Regions from separate parts of the Homo sapiens genome. Here all the other regions are linked to region 2. Evidence: chromatin loops called from intact Hi-C (ENCODE). Cell type or tissue: gastrocnemius medialis. All regions are shown on one strand. Each heading gives the region's core, and the rest is flanking DNA. Links, peaks and the distances in the headings are about the cores only. Region 1 overlaps SLC8A3 (solute carrier family 8 member A3). Region 2 holds the start of LOC105370552 (a long non-coding RNA gene). Region 3 holds the start of SLC8A3 (solute carrier family 8 member A3).

The links. A loop is a pair of places that touch in the nucleus more often than their neighbours do. Peaks named below come from ENCODE experiments on the same cell type or tissue, not always from the same donor. Only the 100,000 strongest peaks of a DNase experiment are listed, where the experiment ranks them.
Region 1: it touches region 2 in a loop (14-fold over the local background); 7 of 110 quality-filtered maps call a loop at or near these places.
Region 3: it touches region 2 in a loop (2.7-fold over the local background); 2 of 110 quality-filtered maps call a loop at or near these places.

Annotation. Positions count from the first base shown.
Region 1 is chr14:70,042,705-70,049,196 of GRCh38, reverse strand. It overlaps SLC8A3 (solute carrier family 8 member A3), which reads left to right. Exons shown (of 7, transcript NM_182932.3): 6 at 155-430; 7 at 2,874-4,982. The coding sequence ends at 3,250. Among named protein-coding and RNA genes, the nearest start is that of SNORD169, 68 kb to the right of the region's middle. In gastrocnemius medialis, for the core only: a CTCF peak has its summit at 3,006 (motif pointing left); a DNase peak (open chromatin) is centred at 2,956.
Region 2 is chr14:70,254,849-70,261,340 of GRCh38, reverse strand. LOC101928046 (a long non-coding RNA gene) reads right to left here. Exons shown (of 7, transcript XR_007064236.1): 1 at 5,999-6,492; 2 at 5,152-5,576. It overlaps LOC105370552 (a long non-coding RNA gene), which reads left to right and starts at 3,475. Exons shown (of 2, transcript XR_943992.1): 1 at 3,475-3,577; 2 at 4,508-4,979. RefSeq lists a silencer at 6,395-6,492. In gastrocnemius medialis, for the core only: a CTCF peak has its summit at 3,633; no DNase peak of the experiment used is centred there.
Region 3 is chr14:70,187,544-70,192,217 of GRCh38, reverse strand. SLC8A3 (solute carrier family 8 member A3) reads left to right here and starts at 3,267. Exons shown (of 7, transcript NM_182932.3): 1 at 3,267-3,839. It also overlaps the pseudogene LOC646548. RefSeq lists silencers at 3,293-3,622, 3,693-3,832. In gastrocnemius medialis, for the core only: no CTCF peak of the experiment used is centred there; DNase peaks (open chromatin) are centred at 3,167, 3,827 and 4,277; H3K4me3 peaks cover 2,311 bases; H3K27ac peaks cover 2,304 bases.

The sequences.
Region 1 (6,492 bases), core at 1,851-4,350, 210 kb after region 2:
TGGCACGCTGGCCCTGGCCCCCACCAGCTGCCCAGAAGACAGCTGGAGTCCCCTTCTAGCGGATGATGCCTGTGGTGCGGGTTGGGCTTGACTTTCTCATGAATGATTATCTGACTTCGTTACCCGTTCTCTTGCCTGTTTATCTTGCCTTCAGCAGGGGATGAGGATGAGGATGAATCCGGGGAGGAGAGGCTGCCCTCCTGCTTTGACTACGTCATGCACTTCCTGACTGTCTTCTGGAAGGTGCTGTTTGCCTGTGTGCCCCCCACAGAGTACTGCCACGGCTGGGCCTGCTTCGCCGTCTCCATCCTCATCATTGGCATGCTCACCGCCATCATTGGGGACCTGGCCTCGCACTTCGGCTGCACCATTGGTCTCAAAGATTCAGTCACAGCTGTTGTTTTCGTGGCATTTGGCACCTCTGTCCCAGGTGAGAGTGAGAGGTGCTTGAATTTGCAAAGAGGATTTTACCTGGTTCAAATGACCCCTGGACTCCATCTCATTATCTTCCACACCATCTCAGATCTGAACTTAACAGAGCCTCTGCCCTTAAAGTGCACAAAAGTCAATCAAAGAGATGAATAATGACATTAGTAATGACAGCTAATATTTCTTGAGCACTTTCAATGTGACAGACACCATGTGTGTTCAGCAATTTACACATTTACATTTTCCCCCTGTAATGTTTCCCAAAGCCCTATTAAATAGGGTAAGTTATTATCCCCACTTCACAGACAAAGAAACTGAGGCCCACAGAGGTTAAGCTACATGCCCAAGTAAGTGGTCCAATTTCTTAACCTCCACATTATGTGAGTAGACCACAAACAGTGAAATTAAAAGAATGTAGATATTGTTCTCCTTCTATTTACCTCTGGCGATCTCTGAGAGGTTAAAGATTAGCCAGCTCAAAGATATCAAAGGAGAAATGCCCACATACATTCTTGGCCTCCTCTACTTGGAAGGACACTGTGAGTACAAAGTATCTCCTAGCAGGACAGCCAAAGGAAGTTCCACAGCTTTTATCTTTTTATAGGATGAATTACATACTCTTTCTTTTTCTTAGGAACACTCAGAGACAAACAGAAAGGAGCGGACATTCCTTTACTCATTGAACAAATATTTACTGAGCACCTATTATGCCTGTTACAGTATTGTGCTAGTTTTTGGGACTATAGTGAAAGGCAAGATACACATGCTTCCTTCTCCACGTGGAGTTTATAATCTACTGAAGGAGGCAACTCTCAACTACTGTAATTAAAGTTATCTTGTTAAATCCTAGGAAGAAAAAGAAAAGGTACTGCATACGGAAGGAAGTTGGGCCTGAATGTAGGAGTTAGCAGGTAGACAGGGGCTGCACTAGCCCAGGTTCTTTACTTAATTCAGTTAGGGGCTTTGGGGCCTCTGAACTCTGAACTTCTGCCAGGGAGCTGGCATCCCAGTTGCCCCAGAAAGAAACAGAGCACATCCTCCTGCAGGGAAGTTAGGCTGAATCTCATCAGACAGGACTTTTCTGGCTGGGCCAAGGGAAATCTTTCCTGTACCAAGCAAACATATCCTTCAAGAGAGTAGCTGAATTCACATCAAATTCTAGGAAAACCTCTTTCCAAAACCCCAGCGCAGGCCAGCGGTATTATTTGTCCATTAGTGATGCAAGAGATTTAGCTATCGTGGAAATGCATCAGAAGGTTGGAAATTAGATGGATGATCCCAGGAAGGCCTGTGGATGAGATGCCCTGTGATCTCTGTTCTCCAAGCCTTGGGGGACCTGAACTATCAGAGGGGAGGGAGGAAATATGGGGGAAAGCATAGAGGTGGGAAGAAATATCAGAGGATCAGAAGCAAAAAACAACAATAACAACAGAAACAAAAACAAACAAACAAACAAAAAAACAAGGCCATAGGCAAGAAAGGGTAAGAGGTTTTCTCTGGGAGATCTAAAAAAAATGGCAATAATGAGGTAAGCCAGGCAGATACCTTTGGGCATCTCCAAGTCCTTGCAATTGGCCAAGACAACAGCTAACAACATTTGAGGCTTTAAGAAGGTTACCCTGTGATCCACTCATCTGATTTAGTGGCTTTGGCTGAAGCTCTTTGGATATAGTTGAAGGTATGGAAAGGGTCCTTACATGAGGACTTTAGGGTCAAGTCTCTTGCTAACATCCTATGTGACCTTGGGTAAATTCTTTGACCCTTATTTTTCTTACCTGTAAAATAAAAGAATTGGGCTAGATGTCTCTGACAGTCCTCCCTGTATCTACAATCTGTGCCAAGATCTAAAGTCAAACACCCTGCAAGGCCCTGTGATACATATATAAACCACAAAGACAGAGCCCCGTCTTCCTTGAGTCCACAGTTCACCCTGCATGTCCCCATCATGGTTCCCCAACATGTCCTCTGTCCCCAAAATCCAGCACCTCACCCAGTGCTCAATCAGTAGGCATTGCTCAATAACTGTTGGTGGTTCGTGAATAAATGCCCCATATGACAGTTAAAATCAGGCATCTACTCCAAGCAGCTTCCCAGGGTGTCAAGGTTCCCTGGGGAGATATTATGGGATGGCAAACTTCCCTTACTGAAAAAGTAGTCAAAGGAGAACAATAAGCCCACTCAGTAAATATCAGAACTGGAAAGCCCTTCAGAATCTTTCAGATCACTGCAGATGAGGAATGGGAAGCCCAGACTAGGGATGTGACCTACCCAGGGCCACACGGCTTGCTTGCGGCAGAACTAGGAGTTAGGAGTGGCCCCCTAGCCCTTGTCTCTCATTCCTGGGTTCAGCCCACCAGCTCAAGCTGCTTTTTGGGCATACTGGAAGACAAGCCCTGCACACCTTAGCCTCCTACCAGTTCCCATGTGTCTTTGTCCTTTTCCAGATACGTTTGCCAGCAAAGCTGCTGCCCTCCAGGATGTATATGCAGACGCCTCCATTGGCAACGTGACGGGCAGCAACGCCGTCAATGTCTTCCTGGGCATCGGCCTGGCCTGGTCCGTGGCCGCCATCTACTGGGCTCTGCAGGGACAGGAGTTCCACGTGTCGGCCGGCACACTGGCCTTCTCCGTCACCCTCTTCACCATCTTTGCATTTGTCTGCATCAGCGTGCTCTTGTACCGAAGGCGGCCGCACCTGGGAGGGGAGCTTGGTGGCCCCCGTGGCTGCAAGCTCGCCACAACATGGCTCTTTGTGAGCCTGTGGCTCCTCTACATACTCTTTGCCACACTAGAGGCCTATTGCTACATCAAGGGGTTCTAAGCCACACAACAGAGCCTCCAGCAGGGCAGGCCTAGGACTTCTCCTAAGAGAAGGGCACTTCCCCACCAGTGATCTCTCCCGACTGCACTGCCCTGGAGAGGCAGCATCAGGACCTAAGCCCCAGGAACTTCACCCAACTTAGGCCCTGGCAATTAACTGAAAGGGCAAAGTCTTAATCAATCAAACAATGGAGGAATCACCGACTTTACACAGTATTTAATTGAATACAAACAAGCAACAGCAACAAATCCACCTCCACCCCATCTCCCCCTCATATCCCTGACCCAAAGCAAAGGTCAGAGCCTTTCGCCTCCTTCTATTCCATCTTTTGATTATTCCTTTGCCTCTCATTTCTTTGGAAGCAGGGTTTCTCCTCTCTGCCCAATTCCATATGTCCCTATTATCTCACTCAGCTGACAAGACGTGAAAATGAGTCACATTCATGTGGCTGGGGTGGGGTTCTTTTTTCATTGTAATCATTATTGTGGTTGCTTTCGTTTTGCCATTAGGTTTTGCTTATTATTTTGTTTTGTCTTTTTTTTCTGAAGTGAGTGAAAAAGGTGCCACAAAGGAATTCCAGGTCCGAGCCAACAGAGAGAAACATGAATTTTTAGACACATGCTCTCCTGCCACCTCTTGGCTCCATCAAGATCCAGTTCCCCATCTCACTGTTTTCTCTGAGTTCTTGGGAGGAGTGATGGTGTTGGGGTAGAAATAAGCTCACTCACCCACGCAGGGTACTAAAGATCTTACAGGAGCTTCAACTGGAGCAGGAGGAGCTTTTTATGCTTATGTTGAATCAAGTCAGATACAAAAAGCAATTGTCCCTCTTTGCCCAAGCCTTTCCAATTCTGTGTGTCTTGTTGTGTCAGTGTCCACTTGTGTATCCTTCTGCAGGAAGACCCGCCAAATAGAAGAGATGGGACAAAAATAGGAATGGTGTGTGACGACAAAGGGCTACTGGAAGAACAAAAGGGATACAGGCCTTCTTGATTATCTTTGGCTTTGTACCTGAGGCAGGAGAGAAGAGATGTCCAACCAGTGAGATCTTTAAGAGAAAAGTTTGTATTTTAAATGTCAATGTGCCTGAGAAATGTCAGCTTCACCACGCTCTTGCTTCCTAATGCTCTATACAAAGAGGGCTGACTATATTTCTTGAAGTGGTGTAAAAACTTAGAGATTTTATAAGAGAACCAGGGGCTCCCTTCACCTCTCCTGGTCCCTCAGGTCACATATGAAAGCATTTTTACAAGATAGGAACTGGAATTCCTCATTTCTCCCATGTTCCTGCTTGTTCTTAAACTTCATGAAGCTATTTTTCCAGCCTATGGGGTAGTTCTTGCTCCAGTAAGAGGAATCTTAGTTGTCATAATCCCTTGGAGCCTGGGTTTTTGGAGAAAGAGATCTCCGTGCCCTACAGACCTTTTCTCAACGAATGTGGGAAGGACCTGGCTTTAAAACACGCACACAAACACACAAATAAACAGACATAAGATGTCATCACGAAACTGCCCACGGATCTTTAGGCTTTCTGCATTGACATAAATACATTTTCTAAGGGGGGGGGGGAAGAAATTAAAAAACACCTGTTAATTTTAAACACATTTTTTAAGAAAAAAATAATTAAAAAAGAAACAGTGCTCATGTCATAAGCTATGTTGACAGTTGCCAGTGGAAATGTTGGGTTGGTTCAAAAAAAAAATAAAAGCTATACTATATCTCTCTACATACAGCTTGCTTCTACCTGTGTTTCTTCAGTGAAAGGTCCAGGGGGCCACTGTGGGCTTCTTGTGAGGAGACGTGACTCAGGTGAAGGTGTCACCTCCTCTCACACTCAGGTGCCAATGTGTCAGACCCAGTATATTCTAAGCAAAAATACTTCAGGAAAATGCCACTTGTCAAAACCTGGACTTTGCGAAGTTGGAAGATGTAAGTAGTAGTAAAAGCTGTGGTAATTATGGAGGAAGGAGGTTTCTGTATCAGAAAGGCATTGGCCGTGACAGACTCCAGCTAGGAAAACAGTGCCCTGCACCTATTACCAACAGACATGTCTTCACTCATTCATTTACTCATCATTCATTCAACAAAAAATTTAGGAGCATGTTGAATATATTGAATGACACTCTGGTGATACAAAGAAGAGCAAGACATAGTTCCTGACCTCAAGAAACTCACAGTCTAGGCTGGGCATGGTGGCTCATGCCTATAATCCCAGCACTTTGGGAGGCTGAGGTGGGTGGATCGCTTGAGGCCAGGAGTTCAAGACAAGCCTGGCTAACAGCTCTACTAAAATTTTTAAAAGTTAGCCAGGCATGGTGGCACATGCCTGTAATCCCAGTCACTCAGGAGGCTGAGGCACAATAATTGCTTAACCCAGGAGGCAGAGGTTGCAGTGAGCCAAGATTGTGCCACTGCACTCCAGCCTAGGCGACAGAGCAAGACTCTCTCTAAAACAAAACAAAACAAACAAACAAACAAACAAAAGAACTCACAGTCTACATGGGGCAAGTGATCAAGAAGCCCACTAAACTTGTTCAAAGAACAGGGGCAATACTGCGAAGGCCTGGTGGCAGGATCTTGTGGAACCCAAGGCAGGAGGCACAGCCAGGCCGTAGGAGCCTGAAAGCCATCAGGAACTGAGCCCACATTCCCTACCTCCCCCAAGCCACCTGGCCTCTCTCACCCTTGCTTCCCTCTGCCCATTGGGCCCATCCTCTTCCTTTATCTCCCAAGGTGCTTCCTCTGATTTATTTTCTTGCACATAGCCCAGCACAGTCACCAGCCCTGACACTATATCATGACCTCACAGCTTTGATCACCACAATGAACTGGAACTTCCCTCTTTTCCTCTGAGTGCAAATTCTCTATCAAGAGAATATGGTCAACTCTCCATCTCCAGAGGGCCATTCTGAGAAGGCAGAATCCTTTGTAGAAGGCAGTCACAGTGCCTATGGACTGGGTGCTTTGTGTCAAATGTTCACTTCTGGTACAAACAACCCAGGTGTGGAGAGGAGGGTGATGATCACATTGTAGGTACTATTGCCCCTTCTAAAAGCCAAGTGATGGGAAGAGGTTTATGATGCATGTGGACACCAAAGTGCAAATGCTAATGGCAGTCCTATGCCCTGAACACTCTAAGAGTGACCTAAACAGAATGCCATGGGAACACAATGGAAGGAAACATTAACTCAGCCTGGAAGAATTGGGAAAGACTTCACAGAGAATGTAACAGGTAAGTAGGA
Region 2 (6,492 bases), core at 2,086-4,585:
TTTGGGTATAGAAGATCTTTAATTTATCCATTTTGGGGTTTGGAAACCTTAAATCTGTAGGATCTTGTCTCTCATCAATCTGGAAAACTTTCAGACTTCATATCTAGGATTATTGCCTTTGTCAATTCTGTGCTGAAACTTTGATTAGATGTAAGATAGATCTTACTCTAATGTCTAGGGATTTTTCACCTATCTTGCGTTATTTATCTCTTTGCCTGCTTTTTCTCTATACTGTATAATTTCCTTAGAACTATGTGTCAGGGCCGGGCATGGTGGCTCATACCTGTAATCTCAGCACTTTGGGAGACCAAGGCGAGTGGATCACTTGAGGTCAGGAGTTTGAGACCAGCCTGGCCAACATGATGAAACCCCATCTCTACTAAAAATACAAAAACTAGCTGGGCATGGTGGCACACAACTGTAATCCCAGCTACTCGGGAGGCTGAGGCATGAGAATCGTTTGAACCCGAGAGGCAGAGGTTGCAGTGAGCTGAGATCATGCCAATGCACTTCAGCCTGGGCGACAGCGTGAGACTCCGTCTCAAGAAAAAAAGAAGAACTATGTGTCAGTTTACTAATTTTGTTTTTAGTTGTATATAATCTGCCATTACACATTTTCATTTTTTGTTTCTATGTATATTGAATGTATATATATTTATATATTATTTAAATGTACACATTGATTATATATGTACAATTCAAGTTCTATTTGATTTTCAAAAAAACTGTCTAGCCATTGTTATTGTTTGTTACTAATAACCTCCAATACTCTCTTGTTGAAATTATAAAACATATTTTTATAATATTCTATCTGATAATAGGGGCAGCAGAATTATTTGTAAGTTTCATTCTGCTATTGTTTTTATTGTTGACTTATCAATGGGACTTTGTTTCCTTCTGTATTTTGTAATATTCAAAAACTCGTGGGAATTTTATGAGGCCTAAGTTGAAAATGTATTTTTCCAGAGAGAGTTTGCATGTTTTTACGTCCATGCTTTGAAAATATCACAACTCAATATCCCTTCAAAATAGATATTGCTCAAAGTTTTTGGTGCCATATAAGTGGTATCAATTTATTCCCCTAAATGGCACAAAGTCTAGCTTATACGTGTAGGGAAACACAGGCAATTTGTCTCCTCTTCTCCCACCATCAAAGGTAAAAGGTGGTTTTCCTTGTTATCTTCATCTGTAGGTTATATTTTCTTTTCATTTACCCTGTTTTTGTCCTATGGCTCTCCTAACAACATCTCCTCCTTGGCAAAGCTGAGACATTGCCTACTGTTCCCATCATTTTATGCAGCCATCAAAATATAAGCTCAATTTCACCAGGGAGGGACAGATGCCTCAGAGAAGGTACCAACTTCAGGGTCGCTTTCCTTTCTGGGTTCCTGCTTTTATTCCATTTTTGGTCTTCGAGAATTTCCCTTACCTTATCATAGCACATAATTTTTTTCACCCTCCCAATATTTTATATTAAAATTGAATTAAAATATTGGGAGGGTGAAAAAAATTCATGTAGAATTTTGAATTATTTTGCTGCGTGAGCTAGGAACTGGACATGTTGTCTGCCATAGTGCCAAATATGGAAGTCCAGTTTTCCAAATTTTGTTTTTTCTTATCATTTATTCTGTTATTTTTAAACAACTACACTAGAAAGACCATTAGAGAGCTGGTGTTTGTTTCACAGAGCTTTAAACTACACTGATCTATCCAGGAATAGATCTGGCTTTGATCCTTTAAGAAGAATCTCTAGCATTTCCTGTTCTAAGCAATTACCTTGACCCTCTATTACTTTGTCCATTTCCTTGTTTTTGCCCCCACTTGAATCTAGATTGTACTCAAGAGTCTGACCTTTGTCTTTTTCATTATAAACCAAAAATTGACCAGAGTTGAACACAAATGTAGCTTTCTGAGTTTTCATATTTTGATACTTCCTAGAATTTGCCTTTGCTGACATCATTGATGTTTCTGCTTTTTACATTCAAAACTAAGCATTCCACTTGAGCAGATCCTGCACCAATCATCCTACTCTGTTATTAGCCACCTGACCTGTGCCCTAGAAAAGCCTTCTCCACTCAAGAGAAGTCAGAAAAACACCACTAGTTTGACCTGTAACCAGTCTTCTGACAGTGATCAAATTTTAGTATCCAAAGCCCAATACACTTTAAGAATGTTTATTTTACTATTAGCAATATTAGTATTAATATTATGACATCTCTTATTATGTACTATATATTGATCTATTCATATTCCTACTTCCTATTCCACAAGTGTCCTCAACCTCTTATTTTAAGTGGCTTCTTTTTCGTTCTTCTTTTGCGACACAGTCTTGCTCTGTCACCCAGGCTGGAGTGCAGTGGCACGATCCCGACTCACTGCAACCTCCGCCTCCCAGATTCAAGTGATTTTCTTGCCTCAGCCTCCGGAGCAGCTGGGATTACAGGCACGCGCCACCACACCCGGCTAGTTTTTGTATTTTTAGTAGAGACGGGATTTCTCCATGTTTGCCAGGCTGGTCATAAACTCCTGACCTCAGGTGATCCACCCACCTCGGCCTCCCAAAGTGCTGGGATTACAGGCTTGAGACACTGCCCGGCCCTCAGTGGCGTCTCTATAGGTGATTTTTACTTGCACAGATTTTACAGACTTTAGCATTGCAGTTTGTGTCGGTGTTTCTCACATGGTACACAGTTCCAAGGAAACATCTTCTCTTTGTGTGCATGTTTTTCTCTTAATAAAATACTATGGACGGAGGAATGCAGTGCTCCTATCAGATGGGCTTATGCCATATGACAACTGCTAAGCCAGGAAAGGGTTTAGCTTTATACAAGGCAAAAACCTGAGTGGAAGAAGCCATGGTGCTCGGATCAAAATAAGAAAAAATAGGTCCAGGATAAACAAAAAGTTTTTTTTTAACTATCATTTTTCATTGCCCTTTGAACAAAGTCTAGCTACAAAAGGATTCAGTAGAAAATGTCTCCTCACCCTAAAAGCCTCCAGGGCTTGAACTTTTATTTCCTACCTTGAAGCAGTTGATTGGATTTTATTTATATATATATATATTTATTATCATTTTTGACAGTCTTTTTCTGTCACCCAGGCTGGAGTACAGTGGCACGATCTCGGCTCACTACAAGCTCGGCCTCCCGGGTTCACGCCATCCTCCTGCCTCAGCTTCCCGAGTAGCTGGGACTACAGGCGCGCACGGCCACACCCAGCTAATTTTTGTATTTTTAGTAGAGACGGGGTTTCACCATGTTGGCCAGGATGGTCTCTATCTACTGACCTCGTGATCCGCGTGCCTCAGCCTCCCTAAGTGCTGGAATTACAGGCTTGAGTCACCGTGCCCGGCCAATTGGTTGGATTTATAGATGTCCTCCCCTCCCTTTGTGATTTAGACAGCTTGGACCTTAAATACCTGAGGGGTAGCCAAGGCACCTGTTGCCTAGAAACTTAGTAGAGTCTCCACCTCTCCCCAGGCCTAATTCCATTTCTTGGGATCGTCCATTCTCTGACTCACGACAGGGTATAGGAGGCCTAACCAATTATGAGCACAAAGGAGAGATTAAGTGAACCAGTAAGTGTTTAGTCCAAGTGGGCCTGGATTCAGTTTGCCAATCCTACCACATGGGGACGATAGGAAGCAAGAGGGGTAGTTACAATATGCCTTTCTAATACGCAATGACTGCCAACGGTAGCCCAGACAGTATTCCAGAAGTTGACAAAACATAGACGCTCCTCCTTGGGATTGAAATGTATGGGGGTGGGGGGAAGAGCGAGAAGGGAGAGTGAAAGAAGAGGATAGAGATTTTCTTTCTACTTCAAAATACATCTTTCCAGTCACTTTGGTAAGCATAAGGGATAACGTAATGTTTAGTAGTTTTTTTTACTTGAATCTATTTTCTACGTCCTGAAATGTTTGATAACATAGAAATTTTAAATTACTGGATAAAATTCCGCTCAAAGGGTATACTATTATATATCTAATTAAAACACTTAGGTGCTTATCTATGATGTGAACACTTGATAGTTTATTTTCAATCTTCGTCAATTTGACTTATATATTTCTAAAATTGTAGTGATTTTGAATACTTTATTGACATATTTATTGCCTTTCTTTTTTTGAATTTCCATGAGTATCCTTGATCCAGAAACACTTACTTTTTCTGAGTCATTTTGCTCCAATTTGGATATATAGCACCCCATCACCCCGTCTTAACCCCCCAGGATGAGAAAGCATTCGCAAAAGAGGAATTTGTCTCATTGCATTTTTGAAAAGGCACTTCCTTTTCTTATGGCGCATTTTGTTCAAGCTTTCTTTTCTTCTCCCACCTCATAATCCTCCTGGCTCTCTCTTCTCTTTCCGCCTCACAGGGCTGCCCTTGTGAAAAGTTTGTGGAAACATCTAGGTCAGACCCATTCAGAGTCCTCCCAACAGGAAATTGAGCCCAGCACTCTACTATGAAAGGTGACCACCTGACAAAGCATCCTCTTCTGTTCTTTCCAGGTCCCCTGGTTTGTGATGCAGAGTCCTTCATTCAGTTTCCAGTGCAACCCTTTCTGATGAATTCACCCCAGAGTCACTTTTACTATCATGGGATCCATCATATTAAAACGGCACTTAGGAGCTGGGTGAGGCAGTGAGGAGGACAATGGAAAGACTGAGCAGCAAGAAGAGAGGAGGGTGAGGTGGGAACCCACATGGCTGAGTGGAAAAAGTTAACTGAACTGCCTTGGAAATAGGCTCCACATATTTTTGGATCAAGCCTTAGTGTTCTATCTCGTGTGTTTGACAGAGCGGATTATGTTTTAACTTTTCTTCCTCTACCTGACAAAGTTATTTTGAGGAATAATCATGAAATGAAACAAATAATTAATGGCCAGGAAACTTTAAGTAGTGAACATTTTCTTTCACTAACCCTTATATGGTCATGTCAGTAAAAATAAATAAATGAAAATAAACATGCCATTTCAGATTAGGAAGAGTGAATTTTTTTCATTGACCTTTCCATATACAATCATACCACTGCAAAAGTTTTTAAAAATAAAAAGTAAAATGAATAAGAATAGTACCAAATAGGGTAGTGAAAAGGTAATAAATTCTTATTAAATATATTAATATATATTTTTAAAAGACATAGGAAAACTTACTTCATATTGTGTCCGGAATTGGTGGCTTCTTGGTCTCACTGACTTCAAGAATGAAGCCGCGAACCCTGGTGGTGAGTGTTACAGTTCTTAAAGGCGGTGTGTGCAGAGTTTGTTCCTTCTGATGTTTGGATGTGTTTGGAGTTTCTTCCTTCCGAGGTTCGGATGTGTTCGGAGTTTCTTCCTTCTGGTGGGTTCGTGGTCTCGCTGGCTCAGGAGTGAGGCTGCAGACCTTCGCGGTGAGCGTTACAGCTCTTAAGGCGGCGCATCTGGAGTTGTTCATTCCTCCTGCTGGGTTCGTGGTCTCTCTGGCTTCAGGAGTGAAGCTGCAGACCTTGCGGTGAGTGTTAACAGCTCTTAAGGCAGCGCGTCTGGAGTTGTTCGTTCCTCCTGCTGGGTTCGTGGTCTCACTGGCTTCAGGAATGAAGCTGTAAGACCTTTATGGTGAGTGTTACAGCTTATAGAGGTAGCGTGGACCCAAACAGTTAGCAGCAGCAAGATTTATTGCAGAGTAAAAGAGCAAAGCTTCCACAGTACAGAAGGAGACAGGGAAGCATTGCCACCGCCAGCTCAGGCAGCCTGCTTTTATTCTCTTATCTGGTCCCACCCACATCCTGCTGATTGGTCCATTTTACAGAGAGCTGATTGGTCTGTTTTAACAGGGTGCTGATTGGTGCTTTACAATCCCTGAGCTAGACACAAAAGTTCTCCACCTCCCCACTAGATTAGCTAGATGCAGTGTCCATTGGTGCATTCACAAACCCTGAGCTAGACACAGGGTGCTGATTGGTGTGTTTACAAAACTTGAGCTAGATACAGAGTGCTGACTGGTGTATTTACAATCCCTTACCTAGACATAAAGATACTTCAAGTCCCCACCATACTCAGGAGCCCAGCTGGCTTCACGCAGTGGATCCCGCACAGGGGCCGCAGGTGGAGCTGCCTGCCAGTCCCGCGCCATGCGCCAGCAGTCCTCAGCCTTCGGGCGGTCTATGGGACTGGGCGCCCTGGAGCAGGGGGCGGTGCTCGTCGAGGAGGCTCGGGCGGCGCAGGAGTCCACAGCAGTGGGCTGGGGGTGGCGGGGAGGGGGTGGGGGCTCAGGCATGGCGGGCGGGGAGGGGGTGGGGGCTCAGGCATGGCGGGCGGGCAGGGGGCGGGAGCTCAGGCATGGCGGGCGGCGGGCGGCGGGCGGCGGGCGGCGGGCGGCGGGCGGCGGGCGGCGGGCGGCGGGCGGCGGGCGGCGGGCGGCCAGGCATGGCTAGCTGCCCGTCCCAAACCCTGCTCGTGGAGAGGCAGCTAAGGCCCGGTGAGAAATCGAGCACAGCAGCTGCTGGCCCAGGTGCT
Region 3 (4,674 bases), core at 1,954-4,453, 69 kb after region 2:
GCTGTAGAACTTAAGATGGGAGAGAAGCAGGGTTGGGGGAGAACAAAAGTAGGGGAGAAGGAGAATTGATATATATTTGGGGATTGGTCTGTACCAGAAACTGTAATCTCACTGAAGCTTCACAACAACCTCACGAGGTGGGTATTATTATTATTAATAATAATAATTAATAATAATAATAATAATTATTATTATTATTAATAATAATAATTATTATTATTCCCATTTTACTGGTGAGGACACTGAGGCTCAGAATGCAGAGCTGGGCTTTGCTATTTCAGTCTACCTAGAACTCAGAGGAACCTACGCAAGTCAGCTCTGCCGACAGCGTTGGTTGAACATGCTTTGGCACCTCTTGCCTTCCTCCCCGCAGCATTGCCCTGTCACAGGTGACAAGAGGAAGACAAGGTTCCTGTCTGTTTTGTTTGGTAGTTCTAAAAAAATGACATGACCAATTCTGTTGTTGTTGCTGGTTCAGTTTTAGTGAATAGGTAATGTTCACTGAAAATATATCAATAGATATTAACAAGCAAACAAATAAAATTCTGGCACAAGCAAAACTAAGCCACAGTGACAGAAAGCAGATCAATAGTTGCCTGTGGGAAGAGCGGATGAGTATAAAGGGGCCTGAGAGGACTTCTGGGGGAGATGAAAATGTTCTATGTCTTGACTGAGGTTGTTGCTCTACATGTATGTACTTGTATAAAAACTCTTCAAACTATACACTTAAAACAGGTGAGTTTTTAGTAGTAGTAGTGATGTTTGGATACCTGTAACTTTATCTCCATTAGAAATGTCAGATATTTTAATATCATCAGTTAGTTTTTGCAGGTATCTTGAAATATTATTCATGTTCCTCACTACTGGGATAGTTTTGCAGATTCATGTTCCTCACTACTGAGATAGTCATTTAGCCTGTGCACTAGACCTTGCTTTTGATGCCTTCATAAAGCATAGATCAGAAAAAAGGTGAGTTGTTGTATGTAAATTACACCTCAATAAAGTTGATTGATACAAAGAGAAACAAAATCACCAGAAATCCCACCACCAAGAGATAACCACTACCATTTTGGGGTTTTTATGCTGCCAGGGCATTCATCCCCACCCCGCCACCCCCGCACATGCTGTGTTACACTGTGTTCTGGGGTTTTTTTTCTCTCTGTCTACGATATATTATAAAAACCTTTCCACACCAGTACACAGAATGCTGCATCTGTATTTTTACAGTGGTAGAATACAGCATTATGTCAACAAAACATGTTTACTTCACCAATTTGTTGTGTTGGAAAATTAAGATGTTTCCAATTTTTCACTCTTAAAAACACTACCATGAATATCCTTGTAACTAAATATTTGAGCATATCCTTAATGATTGCCATAGAATAAATTTCTTCCAGTAAAATTACTGGGTCACAGGCATTCACGTTTTTAAGGAATTTGATGTATCTTTCAAAATTGCCCTACCTAAAAACTCTATCAATTTAGGTGCCCATTAGCCATCTCTTTGTCTCTACTGTAGACTCTCAATGTGTAGACTCAGCATTGTGACTCTCCACGGGAGCAGACACAAGGTAAGTCCCAGTAACTGACATATCCTGAGATCCCACAACTTTAGAAGCTATTGAAACCTTTCAAAGTCAGTCCCAGCCCTAACTTTAAATGAAATTCAAGACCCATAAAGGTTCAGGGGTCTGAAAGCACTCCTACTGCTCCTACTGAGCACATCCAGGATTCTGACTCCGGACTCAGGCCAGAAACCACCACACAGCTTGCTAACGGAACACTGAGTCAAAGGACCAGCAAAGACCTCCTGCCATCTCAGGCTTAGAGATTCCCTAGTCTCTACACCCCCTTAATCTGTTTGAACCAAGCCTTGCTCCAGAGCAGCCGGGCAAAGGAGCCAGGGATCTCAGGAGTCACACACACTGTTGACGTCTCAGCACAACTCCGGTTGGTTGCATTTTATTTCAATCCTTGGCTCTGCTGCACGTGGCCTTGGGATGGTTATTTAACCTAAGGCTCAATTTCCTCAACAAAAAAATGGAGTTGGTAATTGTACCTAGCTCACAGAGTTTTAGTAGGATGGCATGAGGTAATACAATCAAATTCACTAGCACCACTCCTGGCCCTTAAAAGGTGCTGCTATTTGGTAAGTATTATTATCATTTGTTGGCCCCTCACACTTAGCCTCAGGCAGCAGAGAGGCCTGAAAGAGAACAACTTCCTGCCCTTACATTCTGACTTTTCTGCACTGGTGTCGCTACAGAAGGCCAGCCACCAGGCTCATTTTAGATCTGCCTAATGCCACCGATAAGCTGAGGGCTTGAAACCCCATTCTTAGGAGTGGCTTGCCCACCCCGCATGCCTCTAGGACCAAGCCTGACAAATATAGCAGAAATTACAGGCATCTGATTTAAGGCTACGTGTGTACACTTCGCCTGAGCCAAGCCCCAAGCCCTAGTCCCGCTGCTGCATCAAAGGACCAGCTCTCTTCCAGCCTCCAGGCCCAGAGTAAGCAGCAATTTGGGAGGCAGCCCCCTCTTATTTTTAGCTTTAGAAACCCGAAAAGCCAACATACCAGAGCTCACCCAAGCGTCTCTCACAAACTGTTGTTTGACTTGGGTTGAGAAAATGACAGGCTGGGTTCTGCACCAAGAAGAGAAGAAAAAAAGAGGGGGAAAAAAGGAGTTTTCTTTTCCCTCCGCTGCCAATCTCCATCCCCCTCAACTCCTCCCCTAGGCCTGGGTGGACCCTGCCTGGGTAATAGTTCCCTGCTATATTTAAAAACCACAGATGTGTTTGGTGGAGACTTAATTTCGGAATTGCAGGCAGCGTCTCCTGAGGACAAGGGGAAAGCCGGTGCCGCGCGCCCGCCTGCTGCCTGGAGCTCCCAACTCGGCGGAATCCAGGTCAGGACGCGCCGCCGTTTTGACGTGCTGCCGGCCGGGAGGCGCGGGCGCCAGGCTCCAACGACTAGGGTGGGTGGCCGCGGGGCAGGGGTTGGATCTGAATTCGTCCCTCGGGGGCTCTGGATGCGGGATGCGGGATGCGGGATGCGGGCTCGACTTCCTCGCTGCTGGTCGAGGAGCGTTCTGAGAGTCTCCCCTCCGCGCGCGAGGATAAATATGCGCGGCTTGTCAGTCAGTGCGGCGCTGTCTCCCAGCTGATAGGGTGACGTTCCGTTTGGAGGCTTGGAGATTGGCTTTTTGATTTGGCTTCTTCCGGCAGCTTAATGGGCAAAGCTCTCCGCTCGCCCAGAAACCAGCCTCTCCGCGCGTCCCCTCTGCGCGCGGCGAGGCCGAGACGTCTCCCGCGGTGACAGCGTGCAAGGCGGAGACCCGGCGCGCTCCCAGCCCAGGGAAAGCCCAGGCGACGCGACCGCAAGCCCGAGCCCAGGTCCCTCGGAGCCGCCAGGGCGCGCCGGGCTGCTTGCCTTCCTGCCCCTTCCTGCAGGAATCCCCCGCCGCCCGCGGCCGGGACTCCGGGCCTCTCCCGGGCGTAGATTCCAGTCACCGCTCTGGGTCGGGGTTTCCCTCTTTCTGAAATCCGTGCGGAAGGACCCCTCCCGGGGCCCCTCGCCCTGGCCCCAGACACCCTCCCTCCCAGACCCCGCGCTCCAGATGCGCTGCCCCGCAGCTCCCTGACAGCTGCGAGCCCACGAACCCCGGCGGGAGGGCGGCGGCGGCGGACTGACATGCCCCGGACGCGGCTGCGGCCGGCGGGCAGCCCGCGGGGGCGATGAGCCGCTGCGACCGGTGAGGCGCCGGGCGGCGGGGGCATCGCGTACCTTCCTCACCCCCCTCCCTTGCCCACTCCGCTCGGGAGGCCGAGAGGAAACGGTGAGTAATGGGGTGAGCCTCCTGCCCTTCCCCCTTAGCGGGCAGCCGAGACATGGGAGGTAGAGGTTGGGGGGCTTGGGATGCCCCTAAGAGGATCCCTGATTGTGAGTAACGGGGTTAAGTTATTTCTCAAGATCATTCATATGAACCGCCTTCCTGTGGATTTAGTGCCAGGAGAAGTGGGGTGAGGGTGCCCCGGAAAGTGTACATTGTGTATGCAGTGTTGGGGGGGCAGATCTGGCAGAGTGGGTGTCTACAGGAGGGTGCCGCCGGGTGGGGAGGGGCAGAGAGAGATGCCTGGGCAGGTGGGTACAGTTGGATCGTGAGCATGCTGGGTTGGTAGCGGGTGCTGTTTGGGGAGACTGACTGCTGTGTTGTGTGTGCTGGATGCATGTCGGCATATGTGTGCCACCTGGGCCAGGGCGTGTTGTGCTTCTGGTGCTGTGAGTGTCCGCCGGGTTTGGGGGCTAGCAGGGAAGCGCGTTATCCACTCGGCGCGCGCCCGCGTGCACATACGCACGCACGCGCTCACCCCAATCTCGGGACTCCACCGCCGCGGGTCGGGAGCTGCAGCCCCAGAGCACCCACCGCTGGGGCCAAGGGGGCGAGGGAGAAGGAGGGTTTCTCCAGTGCTGCACTCTCCAGCCCCTGGTGGTCTGCGTGATCCGGGACTCGGTGGAGAGAATCGAAATATATAACTAACCCTCCCCCGATCCCCCAACACACACGCGCGCGCGGACACACACACACACACACACACACACACACACACACACACAGTCAAAGCCCTGATTCAGAGGCTAGCGCTGCTGCTCCTACAGGCCCTGGCTGACCT